Linked DNA regions of Homo sapiens: region 2 is linked to region 1. Evidence: read pairs that join two places in POLR2A ChIA-PET (ENCODE). Cell type or tissue: endothelial cell of umbilical vein. All regions are shown on one strand. Links, peaks and the distances in the headings refer to the core of each region. The heading gives the core; the rest is flanking DNA. Region 1 overlaps DMRTA2 (DMRT like family A2). Region 2 has its middle 45 kb from the start of TTC39A-AS1.

What was found. ChIA-PET counts read pairs that join two places held together with the same protein. Peaks named below come from ENCODE experiments on the same cell type or tissue, not always from the same donor. Only the 100,000 strongest peaks of a DNase experiment are listed, where the experiment ranks them.
Region 2: POLR2A ChIA-PET joins it to region 1 with 6 read pairs; 1 of 35 experiments calls an interaction of 5 or more read pairs at or near these places.

What each region holds. Positions count from the first base shown.
Region 1 is chr1:50,415,372-50,418,278 of GRCh38, reverse strand. DMRTA2 (DMRT like family A2) reads left to right here. Exons shown (of 3, transcript NM_032110.3): 3 at 1-729. Among named protein-coding and RNA genes, the nearest start is that of DMRTA2, 6.6 kb to the left of the region's middle. RefSeq lists an enhancer at 1-176. In endothelial cell of umbilical vein, for the core only: no CTCF peak of the experiment used is centred there; no DNase peak of the experiment used is centred there; H3K27me3 peaks cover 2,246 bases.
Region 2 is chr1:51,283,440-51,286,346 of GRCh38, reverse strand. No RefSeq gene overlaps it. Among named protein-coding and RNA genes, the nearest start is that of TTC39A-AS1, 45 kb to the left of the region's middle. In endothelial cell of umbilical vein, for the core only: no CTCF peak of the experiment used is centred there; a DNase peak (open chromatin) is centred at 1,686.

The DNA.
Region 1 (2,907 bases), core at 192-2,691:
AGAGTCTTTTCTGTGTCTCCCCAGCCCTCACTTTTAAAAAATTTAAATATTCGCTCTAACAAATATAAATTTAGGATGTATAAATCTCTTGGCACTGAGTCTTTGGGACACACATATATATCGATACAATTGTAAAAAAAAAAAAAGGAAACAAGTTTTAAGGTGCACTTTCCTCGTTGCGGTATTTGTCGCTCTCTTTGTTGCTTATGCCGATAAGCATGGGTTTCCTTGGTGCAGTGTGTTTTTATATATGTATAAATCTATATATAATCTATACATATATATATACAAGCCAGTGTATAATGTTATAAAATGGAATTCTAAGTTATTAATTGTAATCTGTAGGTGACCTCGGTATTAACGTGAAAAACATTCAAAACAAGCAAAAAAAGGGACAAAATGGAAAAAAATTAGACTATGCGCGCATTGTACTTATCAGGTTTAGAGATTAAATATATTGGAAACTCGGGATGAATCCTGCCCACCTGCCCCTCTTGCCTGCGGCTGGTCTGTCCCTAAGGAGCCGTCAAGGTGCGCACTGAAGCAGGAACAGAGCGACGTGTGACTGAGCCAGAACCGCCCGCTCGCGGGCCCATCCTCGCCTCCCGGGACTCGCCAAACGCCCTGACTGAAGGGCCCGCAGCGGAAAACGCTGCTGCAGAGCAGCACTTTGTGCTTTCCTTTGCATAGATATGAGCTAGAAATAAATGTTATTTTCTAAGAAAACAATGCCGAATCCCGTCCCGCTCCTCGAGAAATAGGGGGTGGGGGTGGGGCGCTGGGGAAGGTCGTGATTTCCCACTCAGGCCGCGGCGCTAAGGAGACGCTTGTCCGAGGTCCCGTGGGATCTCCGACCCTCGGGGCTACTGGGAGAGGAGACTTCCTGTGGTACTCGGAAGACCTATCCCACCAGAGTGGCGCGGGGCTCACAACTCCCGAAGGACCCGCGACCGCTGAGCAGAGGGAACACAGTGTGTACCCCAGCTTGGGCACCCTTGCGGAGGGGTCACCTTGCCCCGGCTCTTAGTTTTTGGATCGTCGGCCCCAGTCTTCACAGGGATCTTGCAAGGCTGGGGGCCCAGTCCCTGCTCTTTCCGAGGTGTAGATTTGGATGTACACACTGCGCGCTCCCCATCTCAGATTTGGAACCACAGGCAACGAAGGCGACGGCTGGGCAGGGTGGCTGCTACCATTCTTCTGACAAGGGCTACAGCCTGGGAGTTATGGGGTTCTGGGGAGTTGGGGGTGGCATGCTGCCTTCCTTGAAAAAGTGTAATTTGGGAGAGGGGCCGTGAGCACGCGACTTCGAGCCAGACCTCGTCTCTCACCCTTTTCACCTTCCCTCCTCACGCCGAGCTGAGCAAATTAGCCGCTCCTGGGCCGACCCTCTCCTTCAACCTCCAGTCCCTCCCGCTCCCCGCAGGGTGACTCCCCCGCTCCAGGAAAAGAATGACTCCTCCCCTCGGCTGGGTCCGGCGACATCCCAAGGTAAACTTCTGGGGCCGGCTCGAGTTCCGCCAGGCAGTGAAACTTAATAGCAGGACAAGAAAACGGTTTAATAAAGAAGGGCTTTAATGGGGAACTAATTTGATTGAGTTGCCTAATTCCACTTTAATTGGAAAGGGGGTTTGGCTGTCTGGTGATGAAGTGCGAGCGCGATGAGATGAAAGTGGGGGAGAAGGACCCAGAGAAGAAAGATGCCGGCAAGAGCGATGGACGAAAAGGGGATAAAAAAGGAGAAAAAAGAGGGCGAGAGGAGACAGGAGAGGGAAGAGTTAGAAAGAAAAGAGGCAGGCGGGAGAAAGCGTGCGGAAGCTTCTGGGAGTGTAAACTTTCTTGCCCTTGGCCGCTGCGCCCTCTAAAGCCCCGGTGCGCTCCCCCTACCCCAGGTTTTCGGAGCCTCCCAGCCTCTCCTCGTAGGGCGGTTCCGGCCGCCTCATCCCCGTCCTCTGCCCCACCGCACCCAAGGTGTTGGTTTCGGGAAGGACCTACGCTGGGTCCCCCGAGGCTCCTCGGTTCCTGCCGATGCTCTGGCCGGACCCGAGGGGGCGGCCTGTGGACCCGCGTTACTCATTCCCAAGAACATCTGGAGCGTCACAGACTTAAAGACTATTATATTAGTTCATCCTCGCAGCAAACCGGGGTGAATCCAGAGAGTTGCTTATTACCGGCCCCATTTTACAGAGGAGGAAACTGAGAGCCATCTGGTCCAGGGAATTGTCCAACTTTCCGGGACCCTGGATCACTTCGCCTCTCCACCGCCCCTAGTGGGTCTCCTCCTCTCATGAAGCGGGGTCTGCTGGCCGAGAGTGAGAGGTTTGCGGAAACTCTCCTTCCGTGAACATAGGAGGCCCAGGGAGAAGCAGCGTGCCCCCAAGCGCCTTGGCCTCAGCTCCAGGCTGTCAGCACCTTCGGGTAGAGCTCAGGAAGGCTTCGTGAGCGGTGGGCGTTCTAGGAGTGAGGTAGTGGGGCACCCGAGGTCCCCCGTTCCTGGGCCCGGAGCGTCTCCATGGCCCAGGCCCCGCGGTGGAAGCCCAGGTCGGTCAGTCACAGCCCTTGGCGCCTGGGAACGTACTGCGCCCACGGTGCGCCCCTGACCCGCTGCCCATTGCACAGTCAGGAACAGGGAGGCGCAGAGACCTGCAATGACCGGCCTGGGGTCGCACACCCAGGCCCCAGGGAGCCAGTATCTGTACTCCAGACTCTGGCCTGGTAGCAGGGGCAGGGGGGCGATTGAGTCTCCGCTTCTGGGAGCTTCCGCAGCCGGCAGGAGGGGACTGCGGCCTGAGCTCCGCTGGGATCAGCGCTAGGGAGGAGTGTGGGGTACCCCGGTCTCGGGCGGCGTTCCCACCCTGGAAAGAGAGGGCAGTGGCGGCAGCGTTACCTCTTTTCCTCCTGGGAGAAGGG
Region 2 (2,907 bases), core at 266-2,765, 870 kb before region 1:
TACTCCAGCCTGGCGACAGAGGGAGACTCCATCTCAAAAAAAAAAAAAAAAGATCCAGTTGACCAGCCTCCTATGGGTGACATCGAATGAAGTAATGGGTTTTAGGCAAAATATATTATTAGGAAAAAAAGCAAAAAAACCCTCACCCAAGATTATCTTTTCCAATGAGTATTGTCAGAGTAGAAATGCTATGAAAAAAAAATCTCTCATATTATTAGAATGAAACAAAAGAATGTCCTCCATAGAGAGTAATCCCTTTGCAAGCTATCTCTTCTCCAAAGCCTGGATGCTGGGAGACCAACCTGTTTCTAGGCTCCTGGACAGGACAGGGTGAGCGGGTAGAGACAGGCTGCAGGAGGACAGGCCTCCATGGCTTCCCCACATGTTGGAATGTTGCCTGCTGCTGTATCAAAGCAGCACTACTCACAGGACACCAAACACATACTTTGGAAAATTGCAGTTTACAAAAAAACTCATTTCGGGTGCTTTTTTTTTTTTTTTTTTTTTTGAGACAGTCTCGCTATGTCACCAGGCTGGAGTGCAGTGGCGCGATCTCAGCTCACTGCAACCTCTGCCTCCCGGGTTCAAGCAATTCTCCTGCCTCAGCCTCCTGAGTAGCTGGGATTACAGGCATGCGCCACCATGCCCAGCTAATTTTTGTATTTTTAGTAGAGATGGGGTTTCACCATGTTGGCCAGGATGGTCTCGATCTCCTGACCTCGTGATCCACCTGCCTTGGCCTTCCAAAGTGCTGGGATTACAGGCATGAGCCACCACGCCCGGCCACGGGTGCTTTCATTTTAAAATTTGGTCAAGATGATTTCCTCGTCAACATTTGCTGTTTATTTCCTCCTGGGCTTTGTTAATTAATCCTATGTCACTTTTACCTCTGCTGCCCTGATAAGATAAATCAGTGGGTTTTGCCTCCTGTACCCCACCTGCAAATTCTGAGATAATCTATCAAATATATACATATACATACATATGTGAAGGACAATGAAAACACTGGGTTTCTAACATCACCACATCCTTATGCAAGGGCGTTTTCAAGAAAGTGAAAATTCTGTCATAGGCTCTCAATGTCTTATTTGAGTCATCTGTGGTCACTGCTTCTCTAATAGTGCAGACCTTCCCAGCACATCTGCCATGGAGAGGCCACAGATCAGGTGGAAGGTTTGAGCCTGGAAATAAGGAGACCTGAATTCCAGTCCTGACTTTGCTACTGATTTTCAAAGTAACCTTGGGAAAGTCACAGATCCTCTAAAAATGAGCAATTTGGACAAGATTAAGGCTCTTTCCTGCCTTCTACAGTTTCTTTATGGGTTTTCATCTGCAAAATGAGGCAACAGATACACTTCCCTACCTTTCTGCCAAAGCCTTGTGTCCCTAAGCAATTCAACCAGAAATAATAGACTTCTTAGGGGCTCTACAGTAGCCAGAACACCCAGAGAGCAAGTAATCCTCATTTAGAGAAAGTCTAAATCCTGTGCCCCAAGATGAATTCAGTTGTTAGGGAAGTAGCAATGATGTAACATGATCTGAACAGGTCCTTGGCAACAGAAAGTCTACCTCAGCCTCTCACTGATCACAGGCCCTCAGAATGGCAGAGTGGCTTCTAGCAGTGTGCTGGGCCCTCAGCTCTCCCATGGGTTGGCAGGTTGCCCTATTCCTTATCTCTTGAGCCAGAATGGGAGTGTTTCCAAGACAGTTATCATTCACAGCAGAAAGCCACAACCTGACATCAAAGCCAGGATCCTAAAAGGCCAACACCAACTCAAGATTTGGCTGAGGTCCAGGTGGGAGATTCCCAAGTGAAGAATGGCACCAAGAGGTTTTAAGAAAGCCCCAGTGTGCTGAGTACTAGAACCATTCAAGGAATCAAATCCAGACCCTTTCCTCTGGAGTTACTCCCAAGATCATTTCTTCTAAGATGATGGGAGTCAACAGTCTTTTCCTTGTTTACTTCAAATTTAAAGCCTAACAGTGCCTTCTCAACATCCTCAGCATCATCACACTAATTCAGTAATAAATGAGAGGTGTCTGGATTCTGCAATCCAAGCAGCAAATGGGAACTTCTCACGCCCACCCTCAGATGCAGCCTTCCAAGGTCGGAAAGTGCCTTCTGCTCGGGTTAGCACGGCTCCTTTGAATTCCAGTGCAAAGTTCATTACTGATTAATAGGCTAGGTCCACAAACAAGAAACCTCATTTGGGGACTCGAAAACTCCATCTCTAAATGAGTAATCTATGACTGCTTCCACTGTATAAAGTCAACTGTTAAGTGACAAAATAAGAATAGAGCCCTTTGGGAAGACATAGAATGAACTATTGAAGGTCTCTATGGACTGTTAAAAGTTCATGTTTGGCTGGGCGTGGTGGTTCACGCCTGTAATCCCAGCACTTTGGGACGCCGAGGCAGGTGGATCACAAGGTCAGGAGATTGAGACCATCCTGGCCAACATGGTGAAACTCGGTCTCTACTACAAATACAAAAATTAAGTGGGCGTGGTGGCAGGCACCTGTAGTCCCTGCTACTCAGGAGGCTGAGGCAGAATTGCTTGAACCCGGTTGGTGGAGCTTGCAGTGAGCCGAGATCGCGCCTCTGCACTCCAGCCTGGGTGACAGAGCGAGACTCTGTCTAAAAAAGAAAAAAAAGTGGATGTTTAATCAGAGACATCACAGCTAATGTCTCACAAATGACTAGATCAGGTTTGTTTTTCTTCCTCCACATTAAACACTCCAGAACATCAGACACCAATATGCTCTGGGGAAAAGAATAAAAGCTAGTATTTATTAAATACTCATTATGTGCCAGTTGCTATTCTAAGTACTTTACATTTATTTAATCCTCATAATATTTACATAATCCTATGAAGTGGGGCCATTGTCATTTTGCAGATGGCAAAAC